Linked DNA regions of Homo sapiens: all the other regions are linked to region 1. A link is a contact called in ENCODE Hi-C data. All regions are on one chromosome and are shown on one strand. Each heading gives the region's core, a stretch centred on a gene start or an enhancer-like site at or near the end of the contact. The rest is flanking DNA. Distances are from core to core; before and after follow the strand shown.

What was found. Hi-C counts contacts between places; a loop is a spot of excess contacts on that map. Pooled maps may share reads with other maps.
Region 2: a map of GM12878 shows a loop between it and region 1 (7-fold over the local background). The contact joins two enhancer-like sites. A Hi-C loop is called at or near these places in 1 of 168 maps with a recorded cell type or tissue (GM12878), 2 of 37 single-sample maps with no recorded cell type and 4 of 50 pooled maps.
Region 3: a map with no recorded cell type shows a loop between it and region 1 (5-fold over the local background). The contact joins two enhancer-like sites. A Hi-C loop is called at or near these places in 5 of 37 single-sample maps with no recorded cell type and 4 of 50 pooled maps.

The regions. Positions count from the first base shown.
Region 1 is chr1:207,410,489-207,414,074 of GRCh38, forward strand. The region is part of intron 1 of LOC124904498 (a long non-coding RNA gene); the gene reads right to left. Among named protein-coding and RNA genes, the nearest start is that of CR2, 42 kb to the right of the region's middle. Within about 2 kb of position 1,548, at least 2 of the 41 ENCODE cell types and tissues checked have a DNase peak (open chromatin) inside an H3K27ac peak, as active enhancers do; they include GM12878, where a contact is called at or near this core.
Region 2 is chr1:206,738,094-206,741,679 of GRCh38, forward strand. No RefSeq gene overlaps it. Among named protein-coding and RNA genes, the nearest start is that of IL19, 31 kb to the right of the region's middle. RefSeq lists silencers at 1,378-1,427, 1,458-1,567 and enhancers at 3,334-3,383, 3,474-3,583. Within about 2 kb of position 1,583, at least 5 of the 41 ENCODE cell types and tissues checked have a DNase peak (open chromatin) inside an H3K27ac peak, as active enhancers do; they include GM12878, where a contact is called at or near this core.
Region 3 is chr1:206,780,799-206,784,384 of GRCh38, forward strand. All of the region lies in intron 1 of IL19 (interleukin 19), which reads left to right. Among named protein-coding and RNA genes, the nearest start is that of IL10, 10 kb to the left of the region's middle. RefSeq lists an enhancer at 3,546-3,586. Within about 2 kb of position 1,818, at least 3 of the 41 ENCODE cell types and tissues checked have a DNase peak (open chromatin) inside an H3K27ac peak, as active enhancers do.

The DNA.
Region 1 (3,586 bases), core at 298-2,797:
AAGACATATAAGTGGCCAAGAAATGTATGAAACAATGCTCAACATCACTAATCAACAGAAAAATGAAAATCAAAACCATGATGAGATACCATCCCATACCTGTCAGAATGGCTATTATGAAAAACTCAAAAAACAACAGATGCTTGCAAGGCTGTGGAGAAAAGGGAAATCTTATACACTGTTGGTGGGAATGTAAATTGTTTCACCCACTGTGGAAAGCAGTTTGAAGAGTTCTCAAAAAACTTAAAACAGAACTACCATCTGACCCAGCAATCCCATTACTAGGTATATATCCAAAAGAAAATGCATAATCTGATCCTGCAACCCCATTACTTAGGTATATATATCCAAAAGAAAATAAATCATTCTACCAAAAGACATATGAACTTGTATATTTATCACCATGCTATTCACAATAGCGAAGACATGGAATCAACCTAAGTGTCCATCAATGGTGGATTGGATAAAGAAAATGTGGTGCATATACACCATGGAATACTACACAGCCATTAAAAAGAATGAAACCATGTTCTTTGCAACAACACAGATGCAGCTGGAAGCCATTATACTAAGCAAATTAATGCAGGAACAGAAAACCAAATACTGCATGTTCTCACATATAAGTGGGAGCTAAACATTGAGTACTCATGGACATAGACACTCGGGACATGGACATAGACACTCGGGACTAATAGAAGGGGGAAGGAGGCAAGGGTTGAAAAACTAACTGTTGAGTATTATGCTCACTATCTGGGTAATGGGATAATTCAAATCTAAGCATTCCATAATATACCCATGCAATAAAACTGCACATCCCTTGAATCTAAAATAAAAGTTAAAATTATTTGTAAAAAAGAAAAAAGAATGTAACCATTAACAATAAAAAAAGAAGTTAAAGACTATTGACACTTCCTGAAAATGTATGACTCGAGAAATACTATGTTGTACTTAACACTACATATAAGTACACATCAAGGCAACATCATGACAAGGCTGACTTTTGAAGCCATCTCATCCCACACAAAATAATTAGAAAAATGGATACAATGAATCCAAATTAATTTTTAAATGTATCACTGAAATATGTAGAATTATGTGTCAATTATAAATTTAAAAATTAATTTAAAAATACATAACTGAGATTGAAATTAAGAAAGAGAAATCCTGGGCCAGTTGTGATGGCTCACGCCTGTAATCCCAGCACTTTGGGAGGCTGAGGCAGGCAGAGTTCGAGACCAACCTGAGCAACTTTACAAAAAAATACAAAAAATTAGCAGGGCATGGTGGCACGTGCCTATAGTTTCAGTTACTTGGGAGGCTGAGGTAGGAGGATTGTTTGAGCCTGAGAGGTTAAGGCTGTGGTAAGCTGAGATCAGGCCACTGCACTCCATCCAGCCTGAGAGACAGGGTGAGACCCTGTCTCAAACACACACACACACACACACACACACACACACACACAGAGAGAGAAGGGGGGGAGAGAGAGAGATAGAGAGAGAGAGAGAGAAATCCTCGGGGAGAGGAAATAAATAGAATATTGAAAATCAATGTAGTGAGTAAGAGCTAAACCCAGTGACTTATGGAGGAGACAGAATGGGGTAAATCCCTAGGGGGAGGGCCATGATTTTAGCACATACCAGGGTTCTGGATTTGAGTCTAAAGTCCCATGCAACACTGGCACCTAGAAATGGGCTCTTTAATAAATCTGACAGCCAGTCCATAAAATGAAAATTAGAATACCCTTACCACTAAGACGATGAAGCAGCAAAGAAGCAAGTCAACTACTCTGTGCTATGGGAGAAAAAAAGACACAGGAAGCACATCTCTGAACCTTGCTAATGCTATTGTGTGAATTTACATTATCCTGTCTATGTGGAAAACCCCAACTGAGAAATTCTTATATAAATTGAAACTACTGGGCCCTTGGTAGAATGAAATGTGCCCCTTGTCACAAGAAACCTCCACAAACCAGTGCACTTGATGCCTGTGGAAAAAACTCCCACTGAAGATGAGTTCTTAGAAAAAATGTACAATCCTCAAGAGGAGACAAAGAACTAGGGAAGAGAGAGCTCTGGGATGCAATGAATTAGAGAAACCACATCTAAAGAAATACAGAGAATAGAAAAATACAAAAATGCTTTAAATTAAGGATATCTACAATATTCAAAGAGAAGAAAGGAGGAGAAATCATAATAGACAGACATATTGCAAAGGATAGGGCATATTTAAGAAAGAACACAACAGAAATTCTAAAAGTGAAAAATAGAGTAATTCACACTTCCACATCCAGACAGCATAATTAGAATCAGACTTTCCCTGCTATCATAAACAATTTAACTGGATAAAATATAAAGTGATTGTTTTCATACATTAATTGCCCCAACAATTGTGCTGCTTTCTTCATAGAGATGAGTTTTGGACCACAACCGAGACAGGGAAGGCCCAAGCAGAGCACAGTGGGCTCCTAGACTTTAAGAGATAGAGATCAAGGTTCAGGGAGTCTGAGGTGGCAGGACTTTCCTGGGGAAAGTACATAATAGAGCCAAAGACAGAAAGAGCTCCAGAAATCTGTCTAAGGGCCACCTCAAGTCATTGTGTAAGAGGGAGCACAGGACTGTGACCTTAGGAGAAGGAAAATAAACAAGGTGAGCTGCATGCATCACAGGAACAACTCGTTACCTACAGACAGTTACCAGGTTACAGCCCAGAGAGCCAGCAGTCTTGAGTTGAGTGGTCAGAGGCTGGGGTTTGGTGGACAAGGGCAGAAGATCAGAGAAGGAGGTGCTGCACAGAGACCTGCAGAGGGGTACTCTCAAGTCTTTGGTTGAGTATATCTACATATGTAGAGGAAGTTACCTGAGGCCAGAGACATAGTCACCAGGAAGACATAGGCAGAAAACTCTTGAAGCTCAACTAGGCTGGGAATATATGGTGTTCTCACTAGCTAGAGTGGAAAGGCCTTATAGCACACGGGGCATCAGGTAGAAAACTAAAGGGGTATTGTCTTAGTACTGAGGCTATGTTCACTCTAGACCAGGGGTGTCCAATCTTTTGGCTTCCCTGGGCCACATTGGAAGAAGAATTGTCTTGAGCCACACATAAAATACACTAACACTAACGATAGCTGATGAGCTATAAAAAAAAATAGCCAAAAAATTTACAAACTTATGTTGAGTTACATTCAAAGCCATCCTGGGCCACATGTGGTCCACGGGCCGTGGGTTGGACAAGCTTGCTCTAGACTAAAGGCTGTTCTGAATCTCTTTAACAAACTTCAGAACAGGGGAAAAAAGCTAACATTTAATATTTTTAAATTGTGGTAAAATATATATCACATAAAATTTAACATTTTAACCATCTTTAAGTATACAATTCTATGGCAATAAGAACATTCACCATGTTGTGAAACCATCACTGCTATCCATTTCCAGAACTTTTCCATTATCCCAAACAGAAATGCTACCCATTAAACAATAAGTCCCTGTTCCCACTGCCTCCATCCCCTGGTAACCTCTACTCTAGGTTCTGTCTCTATGAAGTTTCCTATTCCAGCTACCTCATGTAAGTGGAATCATACAGTATTTGT
Region 2 (3,586 bases), core at 333-2,832, 670 kb before region 1:
GTCAGTGCCTTGGCCTTTTCAGCCTAGGCTGCTCTTTAAAAAGAAGACCTTCAGCCACTATCCAAGAGTAAAAATGTCACATTTTCAACATTCAGCTCATCTTGAGCACCTCCTCTGTGTCATGCCCAGTGCTTAGGACTTCGGAGACACACAGATGAGTCCAGAAGTGGGTCTAGCCTTTGTGGAGCTCAGCATAGAGAAGTGGCGGGCATCGCTGTAACAGAAGAACTGATGCTCTCCAGAACAGGAGCAGAGGTGGTTGGAGTGCATAAGGTGGAGCTATTCTGTTAGAGACCCAGGAGAGCTTCCTAGCAGCCCTTCAAGCTGGCACCTGACTGACAGTTTTGATGGCAGAAAATGGAATAGCATGATGGAGATTTCCCCATTGCATTTCTGCTCTCACTTCTCTCTGCAAGAGCTAGATCCTTCCTTCTCCAACAGGTTCACCCCTCCTGTCTTGTGGTCTGAACTGCTGTCTGTCTGCTCATCTCGTTAGCTTGACCTTTGACCCCTCATGGGTTCTGCTCATGGAAATCTGATTTACTCCTCTCTGTGGGGTGCCCTTGGTGTTTTCTGTCCATTTTCCCTTTCCAGCCCCTCCAACTTGGATTTGCCTCATAAATGATGTTTGCTCCCTGAAAAACAAAATTTGGGGATGTGGGCTGATGGGGCTTTTGCCACGTTTCACTCAATTCATTAATTTTTTAAAAAGTGTTACAGTGGTACACCTTAAACTTAGATCTTTTGTAGTTAGGCACTTTCTGAATCATCATGGAAAATGATGACATTACATGAAATTGAGAGCCCTCCTGGAAGAGCAGGATGAGCAATTGTTAGGGGCTTCCTTGCCCCTCTTCCCTCTGCCACTAAAAGGCCTTTCTCATCCCTTTGTCCTCATGGTTCTTACTCCACTCAGTTTAAAAGTGGAGCCCTTGGGAGCCTCCCTGGCACTCACACACAAAAATGTCAATATACTTGGCGTCCACCCTTTCCATTTTTAACACACCACCATCTGGAACCCAGAATTACCTTGGAATTTACTTGTCTCCTCTAGAGGGAGTCATAATTGCTTGGAAGGTAAGTTACTGCCCAGAGCCTCTGGCCAGGAAGTCTTTTGGCTGTCAAGCCTGCAGGATTTCAGGTGGGGCTGCCAAGGTGGTGGAACCTGTGTTTGATAAGTCATTTTTAGGGACCAGGGCTGCCATGCAAATGCATTTGTTTGCATAACTTTCTTGCTCTCAGGGACAGTAAAGTTTCCTACTGCCATCCCACACCCCTGCCAGGATTTGCAAGTGAAATACCAGGACTGACTTTCCACTTTCCCCCTTCATGAGTCCTCCCTTCCTAAGTCCTCCCCCACCCCTTGGTTTTGGTTTTGTCTCTGAGGTCCTGTGTGACCAAATACTAGTCTCAACCTCTCTGATCCTAGGGTAGTAGTGTTTCCAGGACCCTGATATGCAAAGTATCTGTACAAGTTATGCAAATGAGCATCCTGTCTGGGTGGCTCTGGTCCTAGCCCCGGGCAGTTACTAGCTCTGACTACTGCTGTCCGAGTGTGTGAAACGTGATCTTGCTCCTTCCTCTGTCCAGGCAGCTGTGGGTCTCTTGTTCCTCAAACAGCTACTGCCTCTTGGGGTAATAAGGCCTCAAGTTTCAGAATGAGCTGAGTTCTCCTAGCCCTTACCTTCTGATCTGGAGACATGTGGTTCTGAATTCACCAGTCAAAGGTTTACTTTTGAAAGAAACCACGATCTCATCTAAGTCTAAGACAGAGACCTTGGTTAGCTGGAGTCTGTGGTGCAGAGAGACCTGGTATTTGTAGTAAGACCTAGAGGGGCCTTTGGTTTTCTGGCACTCAGCTGTCTCCTTTTCTGGTCACAAACCTATTCTAAGGAAATGGTCCTCATAGTGAGACTCTAGCCCTACCCACCCACAGGAGGGTCGAGGGCAGGAGGGGAAGGATGACAGCCAGGCATTCTTTGAGCCAGTGTGCAAGGAAGAGAAAGGGTAGACGAGAAATTCAGTCTGATCGGCTTATTTCAGGCTCTGAAAATGACAGCTGACTCAGGGTAGGTGCTTAGTATCTGTTGGATGGATGAAAGCATCTAAAGGAAAATTAACACAAGTAATTTTAGTAACTCAAACAAGACATTATATGTACATATATAGACATACAGAGTGAGGCGTGAACCTTTCTCTTTATAACGTCTCCACCTCAGTGATGCCAATTCCCTCTCCAGAAAAAACTTCATTGAACAGCTTTATTTTTTTTGAAATTTTTATCCAAAAAGTTTCTGAAAATTTATCTAGATACAAATATACTTATAAGCACAACTGAGAAGTTTCTTTGGCAGTTATAACAAGTACAAATGGAATCATTAGGCATATTGTTCTGCAACCTGCTTTTAAAAAATTGTGATAAAATACACTTAACTGAAAATTTACCATCTTAAACATTTTTAACTGTAAACTTCACTAGTATGTTCACATTGTTGTGCAACTGACAGACTTTTTCATACCCATGAAACAACATACAGCTTGCTTTTTTCACTTAGCATATCTTGTGAATTTCCATGATCAAACTCATAGAACTATCATTCTTTTTCTAAATAGTTGCAGAGTATTTTATAGTATGATGTACCACAATTTATCTGCTGTGGATGGATATTTCTCACCTCCTTTCTTTTTTATTTGTCTTTTAACCTCATTTGCACTGAAGGACTACCCTCCCCCCCTTTTTCTACTATTTATATAGATCTCACAAATATCTTGTACAGTATCTTCGAGTGTGTGTGTAAGGATTTCTGTAGTATAGATCCCTAGTAGTGGAATGGCAAGATCTAAGGGTATACACATTTTAGTTTTTGATAGGGACTGCCAAAAAGACAGTATCGATTTATGAATGAATGCACTTTGCATATTGCTTTCCAAGTGAGAGCTTTACGAAAGGGTTTGCTGTCAGCAGCAAATCTGGGGGTAGAGTCAGTCAGCCGAGAGTAAAAGGGCATTTATAGCACTTCCCAAAACTGATAGATGTAGACCCTTGGCCACATTGTGGGCGAGTGGAAAAGTCAGCTGTAGAGGGGTTTAGGGGATTCCTTCAACATCTCCCCATATCAGTGGCCCTGCTCACTCAATTATGGTTATTTGCATACATTTTGGGCATGTAGGCAGAATGGCTCAAAGACAAAAATCTGAGGTTCAGCCTTGTTTGGCCTCCTGGTGTTTGATCTTGACCGGGCTACCTGCTTCTCTGACTGGCATGCAAATGCCTGTGGGGGATGACAAGTGTGCACATAACATAAGTGACATAAGGCTGACTCTGGTGGGTGCTGTAAGAGAGGCCCAGAGTGCTGTGGGAAGTTACAGAGGAGGCACGCCTCTGGTTAGGAATAGCAGGGAGGAGGAGGCGGCTTTGACTCCGGGTTGTAGGTGTTGTGGGGCACACAGGACACATGCAGGACCCACTATACAGGAGCTCACTAGACAGGAGCTCAGCCACATTGCCTCCCAATGTGACACTGATTGTGTGCCCAGCCCTCTGCTGGGTACCGAATCTGAGGCATCAGTCTTGGGGATGGCTTGG
Region 3 (3,586 bases), core at 568-3,067, 630 kb before region 1:
TTCTCTGGGCCTGCAGCAACAATTAGGGGCAGCTGTCTAAGATGTGTTCGGTGTGTGAGGTTGTGGTGGTAAGAAGTTGAAAGTCTGTGACAATAAGTTTCCATCCATTAAACAGTTATGAATCTATTTTGTACTCCTTGGGTACCTTAAGTTTAGGAATTGGGAATGATAGTGAGGGTGGCTTAGATATTTTTGTCTTAGGGGAAGATTTCTGCCTTGGAGTGTTTTCAGACAGAATGGTGTTTCTATTTTGTCTCTGATCCATGAGTGTCACAGTGTTATAAAGCATAGTTTGGCCTGCCTTCCCACTGCAGTACCCCTACAGGAGCAACACCTTCCAGAAACCTTATAAAAGAGAGGAGAGGGGCCAGGCGCGGTGGCTCACGCCTGTAATCCCAGCACTTTGGGAGGCCGAGATGGGCGGATCACTAGGTCAGTAGTTCAAGACCAGCCTGGCCAACATGGTGAAACCCTGTCTCTACTAAAAATACAAAAATTAGCTGGGCGTGGTGAGGCTGAGGCAGGAGAATCACTTGAATCTGGGAGGCTGAGGCTGCAGTGAGCAGAGATCGCGCCACTGTGCTCCAGCCTGGGCGACAGAGCAAGACTCTGTCTCAAAAAAAAAAAAAAAAAAAAAAAAGAAAAAAAAAGAAAAAAAAGAGAGAGAGGAGGAAGTTGAGCACTTTGCTCAGAAGGACATCATCCTGCCCATTCTGGTCCTTACCTCTAAAACGTGCCACTGACTCTCAATCCTCCCCATACTCCGTGTGTTTTGTGCATTTTGGATGCACAGCTGCATCACACATGAAGATGCAGTTGCTTCCTCCCACCCTGGATTCATGCTACTTCCACTATGACTGTCATTTACATGTGCCCCTCTTAGCTCATAGACTAAGGGAGAAGGGAAAGGGAGTGGGTGCGAGCAACTGCGTCCAGCCTTGCCCCCGGTTCCCTAAGTCAGCTGTTGGCGAACTATGTGGATCCAGGACTCTTTTACATCTTCAAAGTTATAGAGGACCCCCAAAGAGCTTTCACTTATGTGGGTTATATATACATATATATGTATATAGTTATATATACATATATATGTATATAGTTATATATACATATATATGTATATAGTTATATATACATATATATGTATATAGTTATATATACATATATATGTATATGTTATATATACATATATATGTATATGTTATATATACATATATATGTATATAGTTATATATACATATATATGTATATAGTTATATATACATATATGTGTAAACATTTATCATATTAGAAAGTAAAACTGATAAATTTTTAAAAATACCTCCTATGACATCTTTTTAAAGTCATAAACAATAATAAACCCTTACATGTTAACATGGCATTTTTAAATGAGATGTAACTATTTTCCAAACCAAAACACATTTAGTGAGAAGAGTGGCAGTGTTCTGCATTTTTTTCCAAGCATTTTTAACTCTCTGGCTTGATAGAAGCAGGATCCTCACAACTGCTCTTACATGCGGTCTGTTGTAATATGCCGTTTTAGTTGGAGCATAAGAATTTTCCCCTGGAAAAGGGAAGACCTCTCAGGGTTTCTCAGACCACCCTTAGAGAATGAATGCTGTAAGTGTTTCACAGAAATCTCTGGGTGAGGACAAGTAGGAGGAGAATGATCAAAGTGTGGCCTCAGAGGCAGGTGCAGAGGATGTACCCAAAGGGCACCTGGCTTGGGTAGACAAGGGAGAAGCCTACTGCTGTATTCTTTATTCAGAGTTTCCAAATAGCCAGGGTGGTCTTTCAGTTTAGCAGCTCCTGTGAGCCTCTCACATGTCACGGAAGCTACAGTGCCTCACAAGCGGTGTTTGTGGTTTCAAGTCAAAACCCATGGGAGTTCTGGGGTTGATTTGCCAGTGACCTGTCATTACTGTAAACCCCTTCTCCAAGGGGCCCCAGGCCTAGGACTAGGTTCTAGAGGCTGGGTGTGGTCAAGGGGCACAGAGCTGTTGGACAGGCTCTACTGCAGGCTTATTTTGGGCTCTGCTTTCTTCTTCTGCCTTTTATTCTCCTCTCTCCCTCCTCTTTAATTCTAAGGGGCATTAAAAACCCTGCTTAGTCTTTGGTAACTCTTGTGCTTTCTCAGTTTTTAGAACAACATTGAAAATAAAAACAGACATTTCCTAGCCCCACTGGCCAGAATTTGTCCAATTAAATCAATATCATTGGCTTGCCATTCTCGTCTCATCCCATGCAGATTTGCCTGGCACACACAGTAGGTGAGCTCTAAGTGCTCTGGTGAACTTAGAAATCATTTTATAAGGAGGGCACCCTTTTAGGAACTGGGTCAGACATTGTGTGGTCATATTAAAGCTCAATCCCTGGTTGCCCACCTGATTGTGGGAGACCATCTATAGAAGGAGGGGAAAAAGAAACTCCTTTTCCCAGGGTGCTGGACTAAGAACTCCAGAGGCCCTAAGTTGTCTCGACCTTCAGATGTAGTTCAAAATAGTTTAAGGAGGCCCAACAAGGTTCTGATACTCTTTTGATGATTTTAAAAGTATTCTTTTTAAGATTAAAATACTTAAAATACAAGGAATACTTTCTAAACAGTATTATTCTTTCAAGTAATTAAGGAGAATCTGTTTGTACCTTGGCTTTTGGGTGATCTGAGACTGTTCCCAGCAAGAACCTTGAATTCAGGTGCCTCAAGCAGTGGGTTGGATATAAATTGGTATCAGGTAGTCAACTGGTTTCACGAAAGCGGCTAAGGGTTGTGCACTTGAGCCTCTCTTATGTGGCAGACCTTATATACCTCTGACAGCAAAGGCTGGAAGTGCCTTCCCCACTTTGCTCAACCCCCAGCCCTACCCTGGGTCCAAGTGTTCTGTTATTGGAAACCCCAAGATGTGCTCTGTCTTTGGGCTTGTCTTTGCAGCAGAGCATGGTGGTTAAGTGTGCGGGCCCTGGAGTCGGACTGGGTTTGCAACCCAGCTCTGCCCTTTCCCATCTGTGTGACCTTGGGCAAGTTTCTGAGCCTCCCTGTGCGGCAGTATCTATATACAATTGGAGATGATAATTGGTGCTGTCGTAGTGTTGCAAGGGCGGAATGAGTGACTGTACACAATGCTTGGATGAATACTTGACATACAGCAAGTAGCCAGCCCACCTGAAGTGTAGTGGTTGATGTTTTTCCTTGGGAATACTCAGCTGCTAAAAGCTAAGTATGTCTCTTCGTGGATCTGAAGACTTGGAACAGACCAATTTCAACTCCAATATTCTGAGGATGTTACAGGGAGACAGAGAAGTCAGTCTCATAGTAGAAAGACTGACTGGCTCAGGCATTTAGGAGGCCTAGTTTCCAGCCCTGGACCTTCTACTATGAGATCCCAAACAAGTTCCTTTTCATCCCTTGGCCTTGCTTTCCGCATCAATAATCCAAGGGCTTGCCAGAGTTGTTTTTCTAAGAAGATTTCCAAAGCTAATGCCCTTAAATTTTGTGATTCCCCTATCTCTCCTCCCAGCCTGCCCCTTCTGTTCCCCTCGGCAGGAGCGAGCGAACATGAGTGGTTCTGATACATATTTTCCTTCCTTTCCA